Linked DNA regions of Homo sapiens: region 1 is linked to region 2. A link is a loop called in an ENCODE intact Hi-C map of the cell type or tissue named here. Cell type or tissue: endothelial cell of umbilical vein. All regions are shown on one strand.

Evidence for each region. A loop is a pair of places that touch in the nucleus more often than their neighbours do. Peaks named below come from ENCODE experiments on the same cell type or tissue, not always from the same donor. Only the 100,000 strongest peaks of a DNase experiment are listed, where the experiment ranks them.
Region 1: it touches region 2 in a loop (12-fold over the local background); 2 of 110 quality-filtered maps call a loop at or near these places.

Annotation. Positions count from the first base shown.
Region 1 is chr11:132,154,061-132,162,060 of GRCh38, reverse strand. The region is part of intron 3 of NTM (neurotrimin); the gene reads right to left. Among named protein-coding and RNA genes, the nearest start is that of NTM-IT, 130 kb to the left of the region's middle. In endothelial cell of umbilical vein, a CTCF peak has its summit at 3,771 (motif pointing right); no DNase peak of the experiment used is centred here.
Region 2 is chr11:131,743,672-131,751,671 of GRCh38, reverse strand. All of the region lies in intron 1 of NTM (neurotrimin), which reads right to left. Among named protein-coding and RNA genes, the nearest start is that of NTM-AS1, 84 kb to the right of the region's middle. In endothelial cell of umbilical vein, a CTCF peak has its summit at 3,308 (motif pointing left); DNase peaks (open chromatin) are centred at 2,371, 3,291, 6,081 and 6,631; H3K27ac peaks cover 5,429 bases.

The DNA.
Region 1 (8,000 bases), 410 kb before region 2:
GTTTGGATCTCAAGAAAGACACCTGAAACCTAGTGTCTTCCTTCCCTGCACTGCGCACGGAGAGAATTTCAACCGGGGTTGGATGTGGGTTCCCTAAGGGAAATGATCTATTACGAGTGAAACTGCAGCTCAATTTCAAGATGTGCTTATTAAGTGAAATGAAAAATAAATAATTAAAAAGGTGCATCTGATTATCTTATCCTCTCTACAACGGCCATGTGGGCTCTGAGTGTTGGAGGCGAAACCCATGGGGACCTTCCGTGGAGAAGCAGCCCAGCAGGAAGGGTCCGGGGATGGCGCAGCTGCGGGAGGAGGGAATCGCAGTCTGGGTGCACAGGGCTGCGCACGGGGAAGAAAGCGGACACTGGGTGAAACAGAGGGATGGCAACTGGCAAGGGGGCGCCAGGGGAAGAGGAGAGGAAGCAAAGAAAGTTGGGGGGAGGAAGACTGTGGGAAATGTGAAATTGGAGGACGCATGAGCCCGGGTGCACAGTGCCCGGAATCGAAGGTCAACATGAAAAACGGGGTTGGCGATGCGTGAGAGAACGGGAGTATCAGATAGAGCGTGCCTAAGAGAGTGAAATAGGACACCATGAAAAAGAACAGGAAAAAAAGGATGAAAAACGGTGACAGGCAGAAGATGACAAAAAGAACATTTTGTGGGGAAAAAAAAAAAAAAAAAAAAAAAAAGCTGCTCGAAAGACCAAATGAGAAACAGCCTCCAAGAGCTAGGTGGAAAATAGCAAAGAAGAGAACTGTCTATGGAAAGGAAGAAGGGTGTCCATCTGCTGATTCTGCCGATCTTCTAAACAGGGTGCTGCACTCACTCCAGTGGGGGAGAATCCATGGACAAATGAAGCCTCACTGGAGGAGCACAAATAGTATGAAACCAGGAGCTCAACTCCTCCTCACCTCCGCTGAGGAGCCCTGGCCAGGCAAGAAGGAAGGGGGGATCCCACAAAGCTGTGAACCATGGAGGTCCTTTGGTCTCTGCATTGCTCCCAGATACCCTCTTGTCAAAACTGAAACCAAGTGAGGAATTCTCCTGAATTGGGTCTGCTCTCCCCTAACTTGGCTCCTTCTGCCCTTAAGAAATATCCCGAAGTCACCGGCAGGGCTTTCCAGGCCCTGGGCCATCTGCCGTGGCTCCCCTCTCGGGTCTCTCCTCTCACCCTCCTCCTTCTCTCACTGCCTGCGGGGGATGCTTTTTCCTTCTCTACAGGGACCCTGCCCTCAGCGGTGCCCCATCCTGCACTTGTCATTTTTTGTCCAGAAGGTTTCACCTTCCTGATGCTACCCAGCTAATCCTCCTCAGCTCTCAGCTGGGCAAAACTTCATGTCCAAAGTCCCTGGGCTTCTTCAGGGGCCTCCCCTGGCTGCTGGCATAGCCCCTGGTATTCAGCCCAGCTCTCTCCCTATGTTAAAAGGAGTTACTGACTTCTCCAGTCACCCGCCCACATATTATTTCTTTGGGGGTAACTAGGGCATTCGTGCTCTACCGTGAGTGTAGCGTGATGCCTGGCTCATAGTAGATGTTCATGGAATATTTGATGGGTGAAGGAAGGAAGAAAAGATGATTGCTATATATGCATCTTTCTTCAACCAGGTCCTGGGCTGAAAGATGAGGCAGGCATTTCATGTGTTGGTAGGAGAGGGGTGAAGGGCCTGCTTCAGCTCCCCTTCCCCACCAGACCGTGAGCTTCATGCAGTGCTGTGGCCAAGGCTGACCCTTGAGGGCACTTCCTGGTGCATTAGCTGTCACCTGTGCTACCAGACCGACTCAATCACAGGAAGCTTTTTTGCACGAAAAATTCATTTGCCATATGAATGCCAGAAAAAGGTAAAAAGAATTTCTTGACTATTCTACTGCCAGTCCCAAATGGGCAGCATGCTGCCCTGTCCAAAGAGGGCAAAGGAATGGCTGCCATGCCTCAGTGAGTATCAGTGAGGGAACAAAGCCAGGTAACTCTTTAGAAAAACAAGGTGGGAGAAGGTGGAAGAAGCCTGCACTGACCCACTTAGGGGAGCAGCTCTTTTTCATGTCTGTTTCCCATTTTTCATTTGAACAACAGTGCAGCAACAAGCTCAGGGAGATGAAAGCCACACCGTAATTAGAAACCCAGAACAGGCCTGCTCACCTATTTGACACAGTTCCTACTAATCAGCATGAACCTCATTTAGGATTTGATGTAAGAAATGTTCCCAATTTGACCTTCAGCTGCCTCGGGCCTTAGCTCGCTGGGCTCCAGCCTGTGATTCCCAGTTCTACCCCCACACCCACGCCTGCACCTAGGCTCTTCAGGTTCGGTGGGTCTGTGGAGTGGTCTCCACTCTTCTTTTTTTTCTGGGAAGTTCCTCCAGAGATTCCAAGGCAGGCAGCAGGAATGAGTGGTCAGACAAACATTCTGTGATAACTCCGGTTTTGGTATCCTCTGAACCTGTTCTCCTTTCTGCTTTCAAATAGCTTCTCCTATTTAAAAAGCTCTCCTGGTTCTTTATCCTGTCTTATCCTATCTTATTTCAAGCTTTACCCTTTGTTCACACAAACTGCATCTCCTGTTGGTGACATGATTTCAGGTCCATAATCCAAAGGCGATATTCCCAGAATTCCAAACAGAAACAAAGTCTGGCACATTTTTTCCCTTATTTGTAAATATATAAACTTGAAACTTTTACAAAGGTGTCAACTTTAAATTCCATTGACTTACTCCCTTAGCAACCACACATGGAGAATAAACGCGTCTCTTAGGAATAGGATCATCCAGGAAAACTGGAACCATGTGGCCACGGGACCCCTTCCACTCTTCCTGTATATGTGCCCTCTGGCCATGGATCGGCTGCTCTAAAGCCCTGTTTGTCCAGCCCCTCAAGGAGAGAGGGGGGTCTCCTGGTCAGGAACACAGGATAATACAATCTCAGCCTTGTTTTCATTCTCTCTCAGTCTCCCTGCTGCAAAACTCCCCTCCAATCCACCCTTCATTCTGATGCCAGAGATCTTTCTGAAATACAACTAATTTAATTTCCCTGTTCAACCCTTCCTATAATTCCCCATCCCCTCCACAGTGAAACCCACACCCTGGGGGTGGCAGAGATCTGGCCCTCTCCTGCTATCCAGGCTGTGGTGCGCCTCTATCATTCCTGTTTTCTTTCCAGGCAGTGACCTGGAGTGACTCATCTTTGGTCTCTCAGAGTCCTTCCTGCTGTGTGATTTGTTCCTTCAATCTGGTTCAATTCTTTACCTTGCTAAGAAAATGCACACTGCAAAACTCAGCTGAATGTCACCTGGTCTGAGACTAGAGGGACCAAAACATTTTGATAGAAGTAACAGAGAAGTTCATGCTCTCACGCCTGACCAAAGAGAGAGCAAACACTGAGAAAATATGATCAAGTCCACTTAACGGTAGGCCTTTGTTTTCATTCATTCATTTATTTGACAAATGCTTACAGAGTGCCTACTATGCACCAGACCCTGTTCTAGGCACTTGGGAAACAACAATGAACATGCCAGATCAAGCCCCACCATCATGGCACACATGTTCTAGAGGGGTTGAAACAGGCTACCACTCTCCAACACGGAAATATCCATTATGCCAATAGGTGAGTTACTTTATAAAGAACAAACAAGGCAAGAAAGGTGCTAGGGTGTGATGATGTGGGGTTGGAAGCTCTATTTTATGCAGGTGGTGAAGAAGGCCTCTGCCTTAAGGTGACCTTGAACAGAGATCTAAGAAGAGAGCCCCAAGGACACCTGGCATGGGCACCAGCAGAGGGAGCTTTAAGGCCTGGAAGCCAGGAGGCCACCTTGGTGTATCACAGGCATATCAGGAAGTAGTGGAGACAGGGTAAGGAAAAGGGAGTGTGTGTGGAGGTGAAGCCAGGGAGACACTGGTGGCCGGACCAAGGAAGACCTTTTAGGCCACAGTAGGGATGTTAAAGACCTTAGGTGAGCCAGGAAGCGACTAAATCAGGAACAACGAAGCCTGCACAGAAATGCTTTCGCTGAGCATGGAGAACAGACGATAGGGAATAAGAACAAAAAAAGCAGGCCAGTTAGGTAGAAAGCTGTGGAACACTCCAGACAAAGGTAACAGCAGCTTGGGAGAGGGCAGAAGAGGCAGGACTGGATAAACCTCCGAATTCAGAAAATCTAGCAGGACGTGCTCAGGATTGAGGAAGAGGACGGGAAAAGGAAAACAGTGAAGACGGACTGCAGCTTTCACATGAGCCACTAGAAGAATGCAATTGCCATTTACCAGATGGCAAGACTCCAGGAGGAGCAGGTTTAGGGTTGGAGTCAGAGGATGGTCAGGAAAGAAGGCTAGAATTCAAGAGATCTATGTTTTACATTTTCAGTTTGAGATGCCTATGAGACACATAGTGGAGAAAAAACACAAATACGAGGTCCCTCTCCCAGTTAACAAGAGAATGTTTAGCGATTTTAATCTTCAACTCTGGTCCCACATTCACAAACCAAATCTCACAGCTTAATGCTAGGCGACATCAATGGTTTCCTCTCATTAAAACCATATTTGGCAGAGGTGTCTTTCCCTCCCTGCTTCCATACCCTAGGGCCCCTGGGACAGAAATTTTCAACATCAAAAAGTATCATCTTAGTTTTGAAATGTGGATGACTCCATCTGCTCCTGTAGATACCCCAAGGACAAAAAGCTGATGCCTCATTGCATTTACATGACAAGGGTGCATCTCCAAAGAGATTTTTTTTAAAAAGAAATAATGAAAAAGATGAGTGTTACTTCATCTCTCACAGTGACAAAGACTAAATTTGGGGCAGATTTCAAATATCAATTTTTGTTTTTCCTATTTCCATCCATTAAGGATTCAAAACATTGAAGGTCAGTGTATTTGTTTCCTTTTTCTATAACACATTTCCATATATTTAGTGGCTTAACAAACAAGAGAAATTGATTCTTTGATGATTCTGGAGGTGAGACGTCCAAAAATGACTCTCACTAGGCTGAAATCAGGGTATCAGGAAGGCTGTGATTCCTCCAGAGGCTCTCAAAAGATATCTGGTCTTTGGTGCTCCCAGCTTCCGCTGGCTATGGGCATTCTTTGGCTTGTGGCCACATCACTGTAACCCTGAGGGTCAGCATCTTCATATCCCTCTGCTCCCGTCTTTACACTGCCTTCTCCTCTGTGTGTGTTCCTATCAAATCTTCCTCTGCCTCCCTTTTGTAAAGATTTATGTGATTGCATTTAGGGCCCAGGACAATTTCCCTATCTCAAATCTTTAAACTAATCTCATCTGTAAAGACTCTACCATGCAAAGTATATTTTTGGGTTCCAGGGATTAGAATCTGATCTTTGTTTGGACATTATTCAGCCTACTACAACTAGTAATGAAAAAAAAATGAATCATTTTGTTTAATAATTATAATACAATAAAAAAGAAACTTTACAGATAGATTATCCAACAAATAGTCCCTGAGCTCTATTAAATTCCAGGCACTGGGGATAGAATGCACAAGCATACGGGCCCCCTGACCTCAGAAAAAATGACATAATCAACCAATCACACAGACAAATGCCACATTTTAACTGTGGCAAAAAGCAGGAAGAAGGGCAAGGCTCTAGCTCCTGGCAGAGGTGGGAGTGGCAGTGGTTAGCAGGTCTGGGAAAGTTCTCTATGGAAATGGCATTTGAGTCAAAGTCTGAAGGATAAATAGGACCGACTGGGTGAAAAGCAAAAGAGAATTCCAGGAAGAGGGAAGGGAACGTTCAAAGGGCCTATGACCAGAAATAACAAGAAAAAATACACTAGAATGAAAATAGTGAGGCAGGACATGGCATGAACCAGGAGCAGAGGTCCCCTGGAGCCTGGCCTCCAGGACTATCAACTCCTTCATAAGGAATTGGCTCTCTTGGGCTAAAGAGAAGTCTTTGAGGAACCTCCAGATTTGGTTTGAAAAGATCACTCAGGCTACAAGTGCAGAAATGAGGGGTGAGGGGTGCAAAGTGGGTGTGGCAGAATCGCTATTTTCATTCTAACAGTCGGGAGCTGAAACGCCACATTACTCAATTTCAAAAGACTTTATTATTTTCTTGGCCTTCTGCAACAGCAAAGCCTGGCTCCCAAGCTTGCAGCCATCGCTCTCAGCCCAGGGACTCTCCAGTGGCTGTGAGAGCTGCTGCCCTTACACACCCTACCTGCACCCCACTCCTTTGCACATCCCCATTGTAGGGACCCATCTCATCCATCTTTGTATCCATTCCAACCTCAATTTCAGGACTTGACACATGATGGTTTATGTGTGAAAGGGAAAATAATCAAAATTTCTCATCTTTCTTTCTCAGAGTAGGAAGAAATGGCTTGGCCAGCCTAGCCCTCAGAATGAGGAACAGTGTTAGCACACAGGTCCCCTCTGTGAAATCCAGGTTTTAGGACGATAAGAACACCATAAAACATGCCCAAACAAAACTGTGAGAACACAGGAGATGGTGGCAAGAGAGCTGAGGAAGAGCACCAGGTCAGAAGGCCAGAAAGCCAGGAGCAATAGAGCTCCGCGGAGGCGGCTGAGGCTGGAGAAACGGGATGCGACCCAGACCGGTTTCTGGGAACAGGGACCCACATCAGCGGCAGGACATGTGTGCATTCCCCATCTAGAGGATTGCATCCATAGAAAGAAGACAGAAAAAGACAAATGGATGTAAGCACCTGGAAGTCTTTAGGGCTGTTGGATGATCACAACAATGAGGGGTGCTCTTCTGCTTCCCTGCACCTACTTGACACCCTTCTCCAAATCGAATTATGGGACACAAAAACACTTCTATAAAAGGTATCTAATTGGGAATATCTAATCTGGAATAACTAAAACAAGGAGATCATTTTTCCAGGTAATTATCAAAATTCAGACTGTAACCCAAAACTCTTAAATCCTGAAATTTACTTCTTTCTACTAAGCTATTAAATCCCCAACGGAGCCAACACCGGGTTCATTGTGCAGACTCCCAATTAATCACAGTAGAAAGCACTACTTGCCAAGTGAAAATCCTCTATTTTGAATTCTTAATCCCCCCACCAGCTGAGTTTACCACAAAGACATGAATATATAATTGAGACATAAAGAAAACATGCCACCAAATTAAACTGCCCTGATTTTGCATCAATAAATTCTTTCTCAAATAACATGAAATGAAGAAAGTGTGGTGCTCCAAAAACTCCAGGAGTGAATTCCTCTGCTGAGCCAAGCTCTAGCGGAAGCCAATTAGATTTCATACCAATGTTAGACAATTATTTACTGCAGGCGACATTCAACAGGAACATGTCTTAACATACACTCCAAGTGGTGACACCTCAAAGCCTAAATTAGCCTGGAGATATCAGAAACAGGAAGTCTTCTCATTTGTATGAGGACTCTCAGGTAGGAGGCTGCTGAGGACCTGAGGGCTGGGGACTGCTTCTTGCAGCTGTCATTCATCCTCGGCAGCATCCTCACCCTCTCTGCCATGATCATCACCATGACAGCACAAAACCCAGTACCACACCCTCTATTTGCTAAGACACAAAGAGATGCACCTTACTATACTATGGAAGAAGAATCATTATTACAAATTCAAATGTAAGACATACATTGGAGAGATTTTGAAAATTGACGTATTGGTAGAAAAGTCTTTGGCAATCTTTCCCCTTTGTGTCTTAACCATGCAAGAAGCATAGAACCAGTTGGGATTGGATGTATTCTTTCCTTCCAATATATCTCCTTTCTACCCAAGATTTATTGACTTAGGTGTTTGTCATGTTCTTTTCCACTGATAATCTTTTGAGTATTTGTCCATTGTCAAAACAATCTAATGTGCACTTCCTTGTGAAAGAAAGTAGCATTCTAGCAGGACAACCAGAAAAAAATAAGCCTATTGGAAGCCTATCTGGTTCCACCTGAAACTGAGATGCAGCCTACCTTTCTAGCCATATATTGAGTGATTTCACCCCAGGAACTCTGCCCTGTGACCATATTAGCGTCCTCACTCTTCGTCCAACA
Region 2 (8,000 bases):
TTTCCTGCCTCAGCCTCTCGAGTAGCTAGGACTACTGGCACATGCCACCATGTCCAGCTAATTTTCTTTTTTTTTTTTTTTTGAGACGGAGTCTTGCTCTTTTGCCCAGGCCAGAGTGCAGTGGCAGTATCTCGGCCCACTGCAAGCTCCGCCTCCCAGGTTCACGCCATTCTCCTGCCTCAGCCTCCCGAGTAGCTGGGACTACAGGTGCCCGCCACCGCGCCCGGCTAATTTTTTGTATTTTTAATGGAGACGGGGTTTCACCGTGTTAGCCAGGATGGTCTCGATCCCCTGACCTCGTGATCCGCCCACCTCAGCCTCCCGAAGTGCTGGGATTACACGGTGGCGTGAGCCACCGTGCCCAGCCTTTTTATTTATTTATTTATTTATTTTTTATTTTAGTAGAGACGGGGTTTCACCATGTTGGCCAGGATGGTCTCAATCTCCTGAACTTGTGATCCGCCTGCCTTGGCCTGCCAAAGTGCTGGGATTACAAGTGTGAGCCACCTTGCCTGGCCCATAAGTATAATTTAAAAAATAAATAGATCACACTGAGAGAGGATATCAGGGGATAGGCAATAAGAAGGGCATCCCAAATGGCCTGAAGAGTGATTAGGAGGGTGGGAGAAAGTGGCCGTGGGGTGAGTGGAGGCTTCTTCCAGATGGAGAAAAAGCCCCATGTGGGAGTCTCAGGGTGGAGGTGGGCTAATGCTGTCCTCTCAGCCTGGATGCAGGCCCCTGGGATTGGAAACACCGAGGCAGGGGAGGAGGCCTGTGGTGAGGAGAGAGAGCAGGCATCCCCGGACACCACAGAGCTCCACAAGGCCTGGGAAGCGCTTAGGATTGGATCCAAAGTGGAATAGAAAGTCACCGCTAGGTAAACAGGAGAAGCACAGGCTCATTCAGGCTTTCAAAATCTCACCTAGGCTCCAGCAATGAGAGTGACTGAGATGATGGCAGAGTGAGATGCTAGTCAGAGTCTATTGCTGTGGTTACACAGAAATGACCAAGTGGTGGGCTGTGGTGGAAAGCGGAAATGAAAAAATTCAAGATGCATTTTGGAGATGAAATCAACAGGATTTAATAATGACTTAGATGCCAGGATTGTAGCAAAGGGGGTGGTCAGGAGGCCACTTGGTCTCTGGCTTGAGCAATTGGTCTGATGGAGGCACCAAGTGGAGAGAAAAAAGACCTGTATGGTGGTTGGAACCAGGCACCCTGCAGTGGCTCCAGTAACTGTTATGGCAGGCCAGTGTGGCAAGCTCTGGGGAAGGAGGTGAGGAGCTTGTTGCCAGAATGACACTTTGCCTGGCAATGAAAACACATGGGTATGTGGCAATGTACATGTGACTGAAGGCCATAACTTAGAGTCTCTAAGGAGACACCAAGGAGGATCCAGGGACACCACACACAGATGTGTAGATCCTGGACAAAGGTGGCAACACCCAATCTCAGGAATAAAATAAAAAGAGTTCTCTCTCTAAAATAAATGCAAGGTAAGTATTTGGAAAGACAGACTTAGAGAGAAATGATAACGTTAGGGGATGAGTGCTTTCTCTCCGTTGAGTGTAAGCAGGTGCCTAATGGCTTTCCACCTAAGGTCAGGGGAAACCCAAGGCTCACAGGGTTCCCAGACAGCATGCCCAGCTTGCTTTCATCTGGCATTCTCGGAGCAACTGCTGCATCCAGGAACTCTGCCCAATGCGAGAAACACAGAAATGTTTAAGATTCGGTGTCTGCCCTGCACAGCTGACAGGGAAATGTCCTGGTATCCTCTACATAAAACGATGATGCCTGTAATCCCAGCACTTTGGGAGGCTGAGGAGGGCAAATCACCTGAGGTTAGGAGTTTGAGACCAGCCTGACCAGCATAGTGAAACCCTGTCTCTACTAAAAATAGAAAAAATTATCTGAGCATGGTGGTGGGCACCTGTCATCCCAGCTACTTGGGAGGCTGAAGCAGGAGAATCTCTTGAACCTGGAAGGCAGAGGTTGCAGTGAGCTGAGACCATGCCATTGCACTCCAGCCTGGGTGACAAGAGCAAAATTCCATGTCAAACAAAACAAAAGAAAACAAACAAAAAAACAGTGACAATGCAGGGACATACGTCAACAACAGAGGTGTGTCCCAGGGGCTAAGGGATCAAGGTAGGGACCACCTAACAAGTCAAATTCCTTCAATTATTAAAAGAAAAATAATGATTTGCCTGTAGCATATAGCCTGTAAATGTCATAATGACATGCATTCTTCTTGCCATTTTTAGATGCTCACTCTGTGCCAGACACAGCTCTGAGCACTTTGTAAGCTCTATGTCATTTCCTCTTCATAGCAGCCCTGGGAGTGGATATCTGTATCATTCCCTTATTACATGCCAGGAAAGTGTGGCTTATACATCTTCATCGGTCCAAGCTCACATTCTTAGGAAGTGGCTAAGCCAGGGTTGAAACCCAGGTCCCTGTGATCTGTACTGCCACACTCCTGATCACTTTATGATTTCCAGTACTGAGTTGATTCAGAACAACTTCATCCGGAAGTAAAGTTGGCTGCATCTGTTGTAGCTTCTCCAGTGCCCACTCCTGTTTCAACTGTTGATTTATCACAGTGCCCAAAGAGTGTTGATTATTTAAGTGCAATGGTCATGATCTAAGTGCTGAGGACATATGCTACTCTATGTCCTTTCTTTTCTGTGTGAACAAAATGAGGAGGCAGGCCACAGAGGTACACCCAAGAGAAAGGCCGAGCCGGGGCCCCTCTGATGTCAAAAGCCCCCATGCTGTGAGGAAAGCAGGGCCGCCTGGCACTGGGAACCGTCCAGTCCCATACACTCCTGCAAGCTTTCTGCCCAGAGGCCAAGCCTCCAGGGTAGTGGAGAGAAAGAGAAGTAGTGCCAGGCAGTCCCCTCCCATCTGTTTTGCAGAGGAGAGCCATTCTGAAAAAGCACATCGGATTAAATAAATTAAAAGAATTGCACCCCCCTGGGAACATTCTCAAAACAGAAGGTCATTTGAACCGATGTGTGATTCACTCAGAGGCTCTCTTCTTATAGGAAACGAATACATTCAAAATAAAATCACTTCATGGAGTAAGAGGCAGTGGATGGGCACAGGGAGGAGGGGGCAGGTCATGGAAGGCACAGTGTTTACAAAGCCATTAAAGGAGAATGAATAGATCTAGCCTGGTCCCAAAAGGCAAAGAAATGTGAATTTTCACATATAAATAGAAAACGTTTAGAATGGTATTAATTCAAGACCAAGCTCCTAATGTCTTTCCAAGTTAGCCGGCTGTGCGGCGTCTGCTTAGCTGCACTGACCCCTGCCGGTGAGAATCCAGAATTATCTGCTGCTCTGCCACTATTTTCAGACAATGTCCACAGTCCTGGTGACTGCGTGGCAAGTGTGTGTCCACCGTCATGTACTACATGATACATGACCTGGACGCCTAACCAAGAACCACTTTGCCACTACAATACCCAGAACCTACTAGAATATAAGGCACATAGTAAACCCTTAACAGACTTGGTTGAGTGACTATATGACCAAGCATGTACAATTCTAATACCTAATTGAACACATTTAGCTTATGGCACCTTTATCTCATATGAACAGTACCATCAACGCTTCTTGTACACAAGTAATGGATTCTGCTAAGAAAGATGTATCAGGTAATACTGAAGTCACAATGCACAATGGCAGGTGCTATGTGGTGCCCGGCGAGTACAGTGGAGGGCCTGTTGTCAGTCATGGTGACACGGTGGTGATGTGTTGGTTGTGTCCTGGTGGAGACATTCCTGGGATCACAGGATAACGAGGAGCTTGTCAAGCTAAGGAACACGGGGAGGGGATTCTATGCAAAGACAATACAATGTCAATGGCAGAGACATGAAAAAATTGCATGGAGCTTTCAGGAAATTCCCTTGCTGTTGCTGGCAGTTCCAGTGAGAGGCAGGACTGGCAGTGGCAGACATTTAAGAAGTCATGTGATACAAGGCTCTCTGGATCCCAAGATCCAGAAAAGCTTGAGATCATCCTATGGTCCATGTGGCCCCACAGAACTGTTTGACATTTAGAAGCAACATGGTTTATTTTGCATTTTATTTACACCACTCATCTCAGATGTGGAAGATGATTTCAGGGGTATGGAAGGAGAACAACGAAGGCCGAGAGTCCAGCTACAAAGCTATTGCATTTAATAGGGACACAGGAGGAACTTCATTAAGATGTTGGTAGCTTGAATGGCAAGCAAAAGGCTGATGGGAGAAAGATTTAGGAGACACAACCCAAAGGCACAGATATGTGTGCTAGCAACTGGAAGAGAGAACAGCTTCTGCAGAAAGACTCAGGTGGAGGAGGAGGATTGTGAGGAAATTCAGAAGAGATGCTAAGCTTGGGTGCTCGTGGGTTATTCAGCTGGCAATTCAAAGAGTGAGTTGTAAGTTCATAGGACAGTTTGACTGCACATAGAGTTTGGGGAGTTGTTGATTTATAGATTGTAGTAGTGAGAAGCACATTTTCCATCTGTGCCTTAGTTTCCCTCTAGCATATTAGTATAAAAAATAAATTGCTCCTAAGGTATGCAGTGGCTTCTAAGAAAGGCTTATCATAATCTTAACATATATGTATAACAGAATGCTTTATTAAAAAATATGTATGTCATTTTTCTTCTTCACCACAAAGGTATATGTTAGATATTTTTACACCAATTTTACAGGTATCAAAATTGAGTTTCTAAGATTAAGTAACATGGCTATGACTACTACAGCAAATTGATAAGTGACATGTGAGGACCTCAGCTCCAGTCCTCTGATTCTTTTCGGTATCACTGACTCATTGTTATAATAATTTGTTGACATCGCTGCCTTTTTCGGAGGGTACACTAGACTCATGAAGGATGATACTGAAATTCAAAGTTTTATAAAAATGCCAAGCATATGAAGCAGGAAAAAAAAATAGCAATGTCCCATCATTTATAAAACTGAGCTCCTTGGAAGATAAAGGTTATTTAAATGCATAGGCTTATTAATGTCTCTGCATACTCACAGTTCTATCAATCTGAGCATAACCTGAAACTGCAAATTGTACAGGAGGAGACAGACAACATGCTTAATGCTTATCTTGATCTGGAAAATTATACCGTAAGGATCAAGAAAGGCAAACTTAGTGCCTGGGAACATAATGGAAAAACGTATTCATGAGCATCTGTCTTCCTTCTCTTTGCCGCTTCCTGCTTTCCTCTCTGTAAAACTTCCGCCACACCAATTTGGCTACATCATTTTCCTACACACAAGTCAGTGGAGAGCTCCCCATTGGGCAATGTTTTACTTTTCCGGCGTTGAAAAAGAGCGGCACAGCATGCGTCCAAATCCCGCCAGCATGTAAGAAATGTACCCAACCAGCCCGTGAAAGATGTCCGTCCCTGATGGTTGCCACAGGGAAATGAATTAAATCTCACCAGCCCTGAAAGTCACCTTCGGCGGGAGGATTTTTGTTGTTGTTTTCCCCACCACATCTACCTTCACGGTCCTTCTGATTATATCCATGGCAGTAGGAGAGGATGACGACTCCCACAAAGAGGGTAAAGGAAACATTCCTGGACAGACGGACGATGGCCAGGCTGAGGGTTGGGAACACCCCTGCCTCCCCTCACAGGGCCCTGTTCTTTTGTTGGCAGCCTCCCACCAGCGCACGTGATAAAGGGGGCAGCAGAAAGAGGGACACAGGCTGGAGAATGAGCATATTTCCTTGAAATGCTTCTTTCGGTGAATTAAACAGGGGTTTTTTGCAGACTGAAAAGGATTTATTTTAGTGCTACAACTTCTCTTATTCTCTGTAAAGGAGTTAGCTTCCCTAAGAGCTAGAAATATTTCCCAAGAAATATTTATAATCATCCTAACATATTTGTATAATGCTTTATAATAAAATAGATGTCTCATTTGTCTCATTTTTTTTTCTCACCACCTACTATAGGTTAGATATTTTGCCCCAATTTTACAAGTAACAAAATGGAATTTCTAAGATGAAGTGACTTGGCTAAGGCCACGAGAGCAACTCAGGAAGTGATGAGTCAGGACTTCAACTCCAGTCCTCTGATCCTTTCAATATGTGTCACTGACCCCTTGTTCTAGTAATTCGGAAACCAAGGAAGATGAGGGCGGAATGATGGGGCCGAAAGCTGTACTAAGCCAGGGAAAAGGCTCCGATCAAGCAAAAATAGCGATTCTGATACTACAATGTTTGCACAGGGCTTTTACACTTTTCAACACCTTCCAAGTTATTCCATCACTTTGGCCTCATCTTGCAAGGCAGGTTTTGATAACCCTCCCCAGTTAAAAGATGAGGAGACTGAGAGCAGTGCCCTTCACCTGTCCCGGCTCAGCCTCCCTGAATGGCACCTCCTCATTCCCTGTGTAGGGGACAGGCATTCTGTTCTCTTTAGGAATCCCTCCAAGTCCTACAGGGAAAGCTCGAGGAAATACAGCCCCAGTATTACAAGCCATAATCATTGTCACCCAAGGCTATAACTCCATAAAGTGGTTTCTGGTAGCACCATCAATCAGAGAGCAAGTCAGCACAACCCCAGTGGAAGTCCAGGCCTCTGTGTGTCAGAGTTTGTTTTAGGACTGACATCCCTTTATAAACACCACAAGCGGCTCCAGTTGAATCACCATTTGCAGCTCTGTCTAACCCTTCTGCGTCAGCACTCAAAGTGCTTGCATTTGCCCAGGAGGTAAATGCAGATGCAGCTAGCAGCCCACAACTGTCTAATATTTAGTCGGTATCCAGCGATTCAGATGTGATACGAACGCTGCACTGACACACCGGTGTGGTGGGATTATGTCAGAGGAATACACAACAACTGGGATTTGAGCATCTTTGGGGCTAAGGAGAGTCCAGTTAGTTCCATATTCTATTCCTGCATCCTGAATAAACTGGGTTTGAGGGTAAGTATGTAGTCTGTCCTTAAATAACTGCAGAGGACACTTGTGCTTGTTTACTAAAATTGTTTCAGAGTCCAGGAACAACACAATTAGGAAATTCATCTTTTTTTTAAAAAAAACATTAATTTTCTAACCCATATCCAATTCCTTAATAGACTTCTTCTTTCTTCCTTTTACCTCTCCTGACAGCTTTTCCGCAGACTGCTTGAAAAGGGAATTGCCAGCAATTTTTAAAATTGGGAGATACTTTCCCCCAGGATACTTTGCTTCTAATGACAGTCATTCCTTTTATGTTTTTATTAACTTGAGTAGGAAGGAGGGGTTGATTTGCATGTTCTGTATTACAAACAATAATAATCTCTGTACAAATGTTAGATGGGAAAAACATGTATTTGCAGATTTGCTAAAATATTATAAGAATATAGTCTACAAGAATAAAGTCAATTATTCAGTCCCTTTAGATGTTAAATTGCAAATTATTTGTATGGAATTTAGTAATACTTAGCACTTTACATATCTAAAGTACTTTACAAACACTAACAAATTAATCCTCTCAATGGCTCCTTAAAATTAGGAATAATTACCTCTAATTCACAGATGGGGAAATCAGGAAAGGTTAAGAGACATGCTTCAAGTTACAGAGAAAGTTGCTGTCCCCAAAGACAGGAAGCAAAATAGGACCTGCTTCTCAAGTATGGGCTAATTTTGGAATATCAAGAGTTTCTAGCATAAATGGTCATTTGGGTCTCATCTTAAGAACTAATTTGATGATAGATTATTGGTATCACAATATGCCATAAGAAAAATGGAAATAACCACAAAGTATACATTTGGTCCAGGTTCCAGAATGAATAGACTAAATGGTAAAATATGCATTGGGGAATTGTACTGGATACAATAGCTCTTCTCCCAAGTACTGGATACATCAAAACTCTAGTTTGTCTGTATTATGCTGAAGGATGTACACAATTTCAAAAGAATAAGAATGGCTGCTTTCACTGTTTCACACGACCTCCTATTCTTATTGCTTTTTGCCTATTTTCCTTGAGCTATGGAAGGAAAGCC